Linked DNA regions of Homo sapiens: region 2 is linked to region 1. Evidence: read pairs that join two places in POLR2A ChIA-PET (ENCODE). Cell type or tissue: Panc1. All regions are shown on one strand.

Evidence for each region. Peaks named below come from ENCODE experiments on the same cell type or tissue, not always from the same donor. Only the 100,000 strongest peaks of a DNase experiment are listed, where the experiment ranks them.
Region 2: POLR2A ChIA-PET joins it to region 1 with 5 read pairs; 6 of 35 experiments call an interaction of 5 or more read pairs at or near these places.

What each region holds. Positions count from the first base shown.
Region 1 is chr17:75,298,685-75,302,684 of GRCh38, reverse strand. No RefSeq gene overlaps it. Among named protein-coding and RNA genes, the nearest start is that of SLC25A19, 11 kb to the right of the region's middle. RefSeq lists an enhancer at 1,016-1,516. In Panc1, no CTCF peak of the experiment used is centred here; no DNase peak of the experiment used is centred here.
Region 2 is chr17:75,148,887-75,152,886 of GRCh38, reverse strand. All of the region lies in intron 1 of JPT1 (Jupiter microtubule associated homolog 1), which reads left to right. LOC107985034 (a long non-coding RNA gene) reads right to left here. Exons shown (of 2, transcript XR_007065907.1): 2 at 3,854-4,000. Among named protein-coding and RNA genes, the nearest start is that of JPT1, 3.6 kb to the left of the region's middle. In Panc1, no CTCF peak of the experiment used is centred here; no DNase peak of the experiment used is centred here; H3K4me3 peaks cover 2,035 bases; H3K27ac peaks cover 1,471 bases.

The DNA.
Region 1 (4,000 bases):
ATCCAGGAGGCGGAGGTTGCAGTGACCCGAATCGCATCATTGCACTCCAGCCTGGGCGACAAGAGCGAAACTCCATCTGGAAAAATAAAATAAAATAAAATATCCAGCCTAATGCCAGAGGAATCATATACTTCCTCAATAGATGTTTCTCTTCATCTATCCATCTGGGCAGACATGTTTTCTGCCACCTTCCCCCCTCTTCTTCCATAGTAGGAAAATGCCCAATTATTATTATTATTGACAAGGTCTCACTCTTTCATCCAGGCTGGAGTGCAGTGGCACAATCTTGGCTCACTGCAACCTCCGCCTCCCGGGTTCAAGCAATTCTCTTGCCTCAGCCTCCCAGGTAGCTGGGATTACAGGCACCCACCGCCACGCCCAGCCAATTTTTGTATTTTTAGTAGAGACGGGGTTTCACCGTATTGGCCAAGGTAGTCTTGAACTCCTGACCTTAAGTGATCCACCCACCTCGGCCTCCCAAAGTGCTGGGATTACAGGTGTGAGCCACCATGCCCAGCCAGAGAATACCCAATTTTTAGCTTGCATATGACTACCCAGAGTAAAGACCACCTGTCCCAGCTACTGACATTTAGGTGCAGCCATGTGACTCAGCTCTGGCCAATAGGATTCAAGTAAAATTTTCATATGACGGCCCCAGATAACCTTCCTGGAACCCCTTTCTCTTGCAATCATGTCTCCATCCTGTTGCTTCACTACCCATGTGATGTCTGGAGCTCTGGCTGCTGACACTGATGGCCACACCCTAGGGCAGCGGTCCCCAACCTTTTTGTCACCGGTTGCATGGAAAACAATTTCCCACGGTGGAGGGGGAACGGTTTTGGGATGAAACTGTTCCACCTCAGATCATCAGGTATTAGATTCTCATAAGGAGCGTGGAACCTAGATCCCTCGCGTACGCAGTTCACGTAGGGTTCGTGCTCCTGTGAGAATCTAGTGCCGCCGCTGATCTGACAGGAGGCGGTAATGCTTGCTCGCCCGCCATCATCTCCTGCTGTGGGGCCCAGCTCCTTACAGGCCACAGACCCGTACTGGGTTGGGTCCTTCTGCCCTAAGGGTTGTGGCATGGTGGGCTGGAAGGGGCCAGTGCTCTGCTCCTGGGAAGTTGATGGAGACAGTGGCTGAACCAGCCCTGGTGAGCTTACTGTGGACTTTGATGAATTCAAGCCACTATTGTGGGGCTCTGTCACTTTCAGGGCAGCTGAATCTAGTCCTGATACCCCATCATTCATGTCTGCCTACCAAGCAGCCAATCCCCACAGTCCCTGACATCTCCAGAATCCCCACCGCAAAGGGGAGCAAAGAAAAGACGTCTGTGGACATTTCCCATCTTTCTCTACTCAACCCTGCTACGTACGTAGTTCTCCACTCCCACGATTCCCTGTCTATAAATACTTTCATGGGGTGGAGGCAGATGAGGATGTGGAAGGGGGAAATCACTTCACTCTGAGCCATGCTGGGTGGTGTGTCATCTCCATCCCTGCACTCTAGTGTCTACTGAGCCGTCGAACACAGGCCCAGGTGCTGGAGACAGAGATGCATAAGAAAGTTACCAAACACCAGCCCTCAGGAAGCCGGAGATACCGTGGCAGATACTGAGCAGTAATCCATCCCAGAAGGCAGCGGGGCAAGGAGAGCAGAGGGGAGGCCGACTTGGATGGGGTCAGGAGAGACTTCAGAGAGACGGTGACTCCAGAACTGAGGCGTGGGGAAAGGAGGGAAAAAGGCTCATGCAGAAGCATGTGAGCATCCACCAAAGAAAAAACATCGAGTGTCAGCGGGGATGGCGAGAAACTGGAACCGCAGACCTCGCTGGTGGGAATGTATTAATAAGATGGTGCTGGCCAGGTGCAGTGGTTCACACCTGTAATCCCAGCACTTGGGGAGGCCGAGGCGGGTGGATCACTTGAGGTCAGGAGTTCGAGACTGGCCTGGCCAACAGGGTGAAACCCTGTCTCTACCAAAAATCTGAAAATTAGCTTCATGTGGTGGCGGGTGCCTGTAATCCCTCCCCACCCTCGGGAGGCAGGGGCAGGAGAATTGCTTGAAGCTGGGAGGCGGAGGTTGCAGCGAGCCAAGATGGTACCACTGCACTCCAGCCTGGGCAACAAGAGCAAAACTCTGTCTCAAAAAAAAAAAAAAAAAAAGCTCTGGAATTGGATAGCGGTGATGATTGCACAATATACTAAACAAACCCCACGAAGCTGTATATTTTTAAACATACAGTTTTTTGATGTTTTTTAATGTTATGTGAATTATATCTTAATACAAATAAGCTTTAAAAATCATTATGAGCCAGGTGCAGTGGCTCATGCCTGTAATCCAAGCAGTTTGGAAGGCTGAGACGGGAGGATTGCTTGATCCCAGGAGTTGGAGACCAACCTGGACAACATAGGAAAACCTCATCTCTACAAATAATAAAATAAAAATTAGCCAGGCATGGTGGTACACACCTGTGGTCCCAGTTATTCAGGAAGCTGAGGTGGGAGAATTGCATGAGTCTGGGCCGTCAAGGCTGCAATAAATCGTGATCATGCCACTGCACTGCCACTGGGCAACAGAGGAGGATCTCATCTCAAAAAAGAAAAAAAAGATTGTGATACAACCAACAAAAGTTATACTTTATGAAAAACTTAAAAAACATGGAAAACATCATCATAGTACAATGTTAAATGAAAGCGCATAATCTTACATGTACAGTAGGATTATAATTGTGTTAAAAACAAAAACACATCACTTAAATACAGGAAAAGCCCAGTGGAAAGAAATGTATCAATACTGGGACAGGAGAAAATCTGTTTCTGTCTTGGGAGTAATGACATGACCACCCTGCCTGATTTGCTATGGATTTGAGGAGGCTTTAGGCCCATTTTCTCATAGCCTGCTTCTTAGATTTGGAGCTCCCAAAAGTAGTCAACTTTTTTTTTTTTTTTTTTTTTCAGATGGAGTCTCACTCTGTCATCCAGGCTGGAGTGCAGCGGTGCGATCTCAGCTCACTGCAAGCTCCACCTCCCGGGTTCACACCATTCTCCTGCCTCAGCCTCCCAAGTAGCTGGGACTACAGGTGCCCTCCACCACGCCCAGCTAATTTTTTGTATTTTTAGTAGAGACGGGGTTTCACCATGTTAGCCAGGATGGTCTTGATCTCCTGACCTCATGATCCTCCTGCCTCGGCCTCCCAAAGTGCCGGGATTACAGGCGTGAGCCACCTCGCCCGGCCCATTTTTTGTTTTTGAGACGGGGTCCTGCACTCCCAGGCTGGAGTGCAGTGGCATGATTTTGGCTCACTGTAGCCTTGACCTCCCAGGCTCAAGAGAACCTTCCACCTCAGCCTCCCAAGGAGCTAGGACTACAGGCGCGTGCCACACATCCAGCGGTTTTTTTTTTTTTTTTTTTTTGGTAGAAACAAAGTCTCACTATTGTTGCCCAGGCTGGTCTTGAACTCCTGGGCTCAAGTAATCCTCCTGCCTCAGCCTTCCAAAGTGCTGGGAGAGGTAGTCATCCTTGAGTCAGGAACCGTAAATTGTCACGGAAGAAGACGTGGTCTGTGGCTAGGCGCGGTGGTTCACGCCTGGAATCCCAGCACTTTGGGAGGCCGAGGAAGGCAGATCACCTGAGGTTAGGAGTTCGAGACCAGCCTTGCCAACATGGTGAAACTCTGTCTCTACTAATAATAAAAAATTAGCTGGGTGTGGTGGCGCGTGCCTGTAATCCCAGCTACTCAGGAGGCTGAGGCAGGAGAACTGCTGAAACTTTGGAGACAGAGGTTGCAGTGAGCCAAAACCGCTGCCACTACATTCCAGCCTGGGCTACAGAGCGAGACTCTGTCTCAAAAAATAAAAAATAAAAGAAGACATGGTTTGCGGTGGATGTGGGACATGTCAACCCTTCCACACACAGACACCTCTACCTTCACGACAGGGCTGCACTCTGTTCTCTGTGTGCATTTGATGGCAGGCAGGGTGAAGATGGGCTTCCCACA
Region 2 (4,000 bases), 150 kb after region 1:
ATTGGTGATTACTGGGAGGATGGGGTACTTAAGTAGCACAGACCTAGGAAACTGGTCGCTCCCTTTCTGTTTTCTTTCCAATGAGATGATTTCTTCAGAGAACAGGAAGAGATTGAGCCTTGGTTTTTCATTTTGTGTTACGAGGCCAACTTTCTGCCGGTTAGACTTCAGTCGTCGGAATGATAATGTGTAATCTGGGGTTTTATTCTTTGGGGTTGAGTTGATATTAGTGTTTTGTAAAGAATTTCAGTAATTAGGTCAAATGAATCCTCACACTTAGTTTTTCATGTGTACATTTGAAATGTGAGACAAATGAGTTCTGATCCTGTGAAATGAATGTTTAATTCACCTTTCGTCATCAATTTCCCTCCAATATTATGCTCTAGGGACTGTAGTAGCATTGTCATTTTATTGTCTCTCTACCTTCCCTTTTTCTATATTCTCACCTAATTCTCATAAACTTAATTTTGTCCAGTAATGTTCTCCTGGCCCCATAAACTCGTTATAAATTTAGTCTGGTAGGGAATGATCTGCAAAGATATACAGAAACTTCAGGATTTTAAGAGAGAAGAAAGAAAAGGAGCAATTTTTTAAAAATTGCTATTTACAGTACATGGACACATTTTTGTTCAGTCTTAAATATATAATCCTGATTTAGTTGTCGTGTATGATTCTGAAAGAATAGTAGGATCCTAAAACATTGAGATACTTTCTGCCTTATGATCTACATCCTTTGTTTGGGGATATCTCACTATTACAAATGGTCTCTACAACACTGACGTCATCCGAGTTGGTTACTACCTGCTATTGCAGGAGGAACAGAGACCTTTAAAAAGTGGGACTGGTTAGAGTTTTGACTTGCTCTTAAGCTGGTGTTCGGGTACTAGTGTCTTTTTCTTGATTTTTTTTTTTTTTTTGAGACGCAGTTTTGCTCTTTTTGCCCGAGCTGGAGTGCAGTGGCACAATCTCTGCTCACCGCAACCTCTGCTTTCCAGGTTCAAGCGATTCTCCTGCCTCAGCCTCCCGACTAGCCGAGATTACAGGCATGTGCCAAAACGCCTGGCTAATTTTATATTTTTAGTAGAGACGGGTTTTCTCTATGTTGGTCCAGCTGGTCTCGAACTCCTGACCTCAGGTGATCCGCCCGCCTCGGCCTCCCAAAGTGCTGGGATTACAGGCGTGAGCCACTGCGCCCTGCCTTATTTTTTTTAATTAATTTATTTTTTTGAGACAGTCTCACTGTGTTGCCAGGCTGGAGTGCAGTGGCATGATCTCTGGCTCACTGCAACCTCTGCCTCCCGGGTTCAAGCGATTCTTCTGCCTCTGCCTCAGCCTCCTGAATAGTCGGGACTACAGGCATGTGCCACCACGCCCAGCTAATTTTTGTACATTTGTAGTACAGACAGTTTCACCATGTTGGCCAGGATGGTCTTGATCTCTTGACCTTGTGATCTGCCTGCCTTGGCTTCTCAAAGTGCTAGGATTACAGGCATGAGCCACCGCTCCTGACCTTAATTTTATTATTATTATTATTATTATCATTATTATTTTGAGACGGAGTCTCACTCTTTTGCCCAGGCTAGAGTGCAGTGGTGTGATCTTAGCTTACTGTAGGCTCCGCCTCCTACAGGGTTCAAGCGATTCTCCTACCTCAGCCTCCGGAGTAGCTGGGATTACAGGTTCACATCACCACGCCCAGATAGAAGTGCTAAATATTCTTAGAAAAATGTTTCTTGGCCGGGCGCGGTGGCTCACGCCTGTAATCCCAGCACTTTGGGAGGCCGAGGCGGGCAGATCATGAGGTCAGGAGATGGAGACCATCCTGGCTAACACGGTGAAACCCCGTCTCTACTAAAAATAAAAGAGTTAGCCGGGCGTTCCGGCGGGCGCCTGTAGTCCCAGCTTCTCGAGAGGCTAAGGCAGGAGAAAGGTGTAAACCTGGGAGGCGGAGCTTGCAGTGAGCCGAGATCGCACCATTGCAGTCCAGCCTGGGCAACAGAGCAGGATTCTGTCTCAAAAAAAAAAAAAAAAAAAAAAAAGAAAGAAAAATGTTGCTTATTCAAACTGCCTTATGAAGAAACAAAACCAGACCACTCATATCACCAGTAAAGGAATTGAATCAGTAGTTAGAAAGTCTTTCCATATTCTGCAATTACACAGGCAGTAAGAAAACAAAAAAAAGAAGTTAAAAAAAAAGTTGGCTGGGCTGGGTAGCTCATGCCTGTAATCCCAGCACTTTGGGAGGCTGAGGCAGGCGGATCACCTGAGGTCAGGAGTTCAAGACCAGCCTGACCAACATGGTGAAACCCTGTCTTTACTAAAAATACAACAATTAGGCCAGGTGCAGTGGCTCACGCCTGTAATCCCAGCACTTTGGGAGGCCAGGCGGGTGGATCACCTGAGGTCAGGAGTTCGAGACCAGCCTGGCCAACATGGCGAAACCCCGTCTCTACTGAAAATACAAAAATTAGCTGTTTGTGGTGGTGGGCACCTGTAATCCCAGCTACTCAGGGGCTGAGGCAGGAGAATCGCTTGAACCCGGGAGGCGGAGGTTGCAGTGAGCCGAGATTGCACCACTGCACTCTAGCCTGGGCGACAAGAGCGAGATTGTGCCTCAAAAAAAAAAAAGAAAAGAAAAAAAAGTATTTCTATAAAACCACCTGCATTTTCTGTTTTGAGAGGTGGCAAGAGGAGTTAAATTGAGTTTTTCCAAGGAGGAGACAAATTGGTCAACCTATGGCAGAAAGATTTGGAAATGTTAAAAAATATATTACCATGTTGAACAGAAAGCTACAGATGATATTCAAAGGAACACTGATATAGACCATGTCATGGAATCTTATACTTAATTGCTCATACTGACTTTGCCCTCATGGGTAGTTACTTATGTTTATTGTGAGAATAGTGAGGTACAAGTATGTAAATGGCTTTTTAGTGAGGTTGAGATAGAAGAGACTATTATCAGCTCTTCTTGGGCTTCTAAATTGGTCAAGCTGACTTAAGTGTGTGTGTGTGTGTGTGTGTAAGTGTGTAAGTGATTAGAGATGGGGATCTCACTATGTTGCCTAGGCTGGCCTTGAACTCCTGGGCTCAAGCAATCCTCCTGCCTCAGCTTCCAGAATGGCTGGGACTATAGGGGCCTGCTACTGATCGTGCCCAAGTTATTTATCTAGTTGAAAATAAGAAGGAAGTGATTTTTTAAAATTTATTTACTTTTTTTGGCTGGGCGTGGTGGCTCATGCCTGTAATCCTAGCACTTTGGGAGGCCGAGGTGAGTGGATCATGAGGTCAGGAGATCAAGAGCATCCTGGCTAACACGGTGAAACCCCGTCTCTACTAAAAATACAAAAAATTAGCTGGGCGTGGTGGCGGGCGCCTGTAGTCCCAGCTATCCGGGAGGCTGAGGCAGGTGAATGGCGTGAACCCGGGAGGTGGAGCTTGCAGTGAGCTGAGATCGCGCCACTGCACTCCAGCCTGGGCGACAGAGGGAGACTCCGTCTCAAAAAAAAAATTTATTTACTTTTTACATTTTGAGACAGAGTCTTGCTCTGTCACACAGGCTGGAGTTCAGCGGTGTGAACACAGCTCACTGCAGCCTTGACCTCCCGGCCGAAACGATCCTTCTGTCTCAGAGTCCAGTGTAGCTGGGACCACAGGCATGCGCCACTACGCTTGGCTAATTTTTAATTTTTTTTTTATAGAGACACGGGGTCTTGCCATGTTGCCCAGGCTGGTCTTGAACTCCTAGGCTCAAGTGATGATCCTGCCTTGGCCTCCTAGGGTGCTGGGATTACAGGTGTGTGCCACTGTGCCTGGAAATGATTTTTAAATGAATAATAACAAGAAATACTTCTAAACTTCTTTGAAAGTATATTCAGCCAAGCCCAGTAGAGTAAGGTCCATTAGATCTTTTGCCATTTCTGAAAAGGGGACACCAACCAGGCTGTTATTTATGATGAGTTCCATGCTGTTTCAGCTGCCTTGTGTGATCGATGACCTT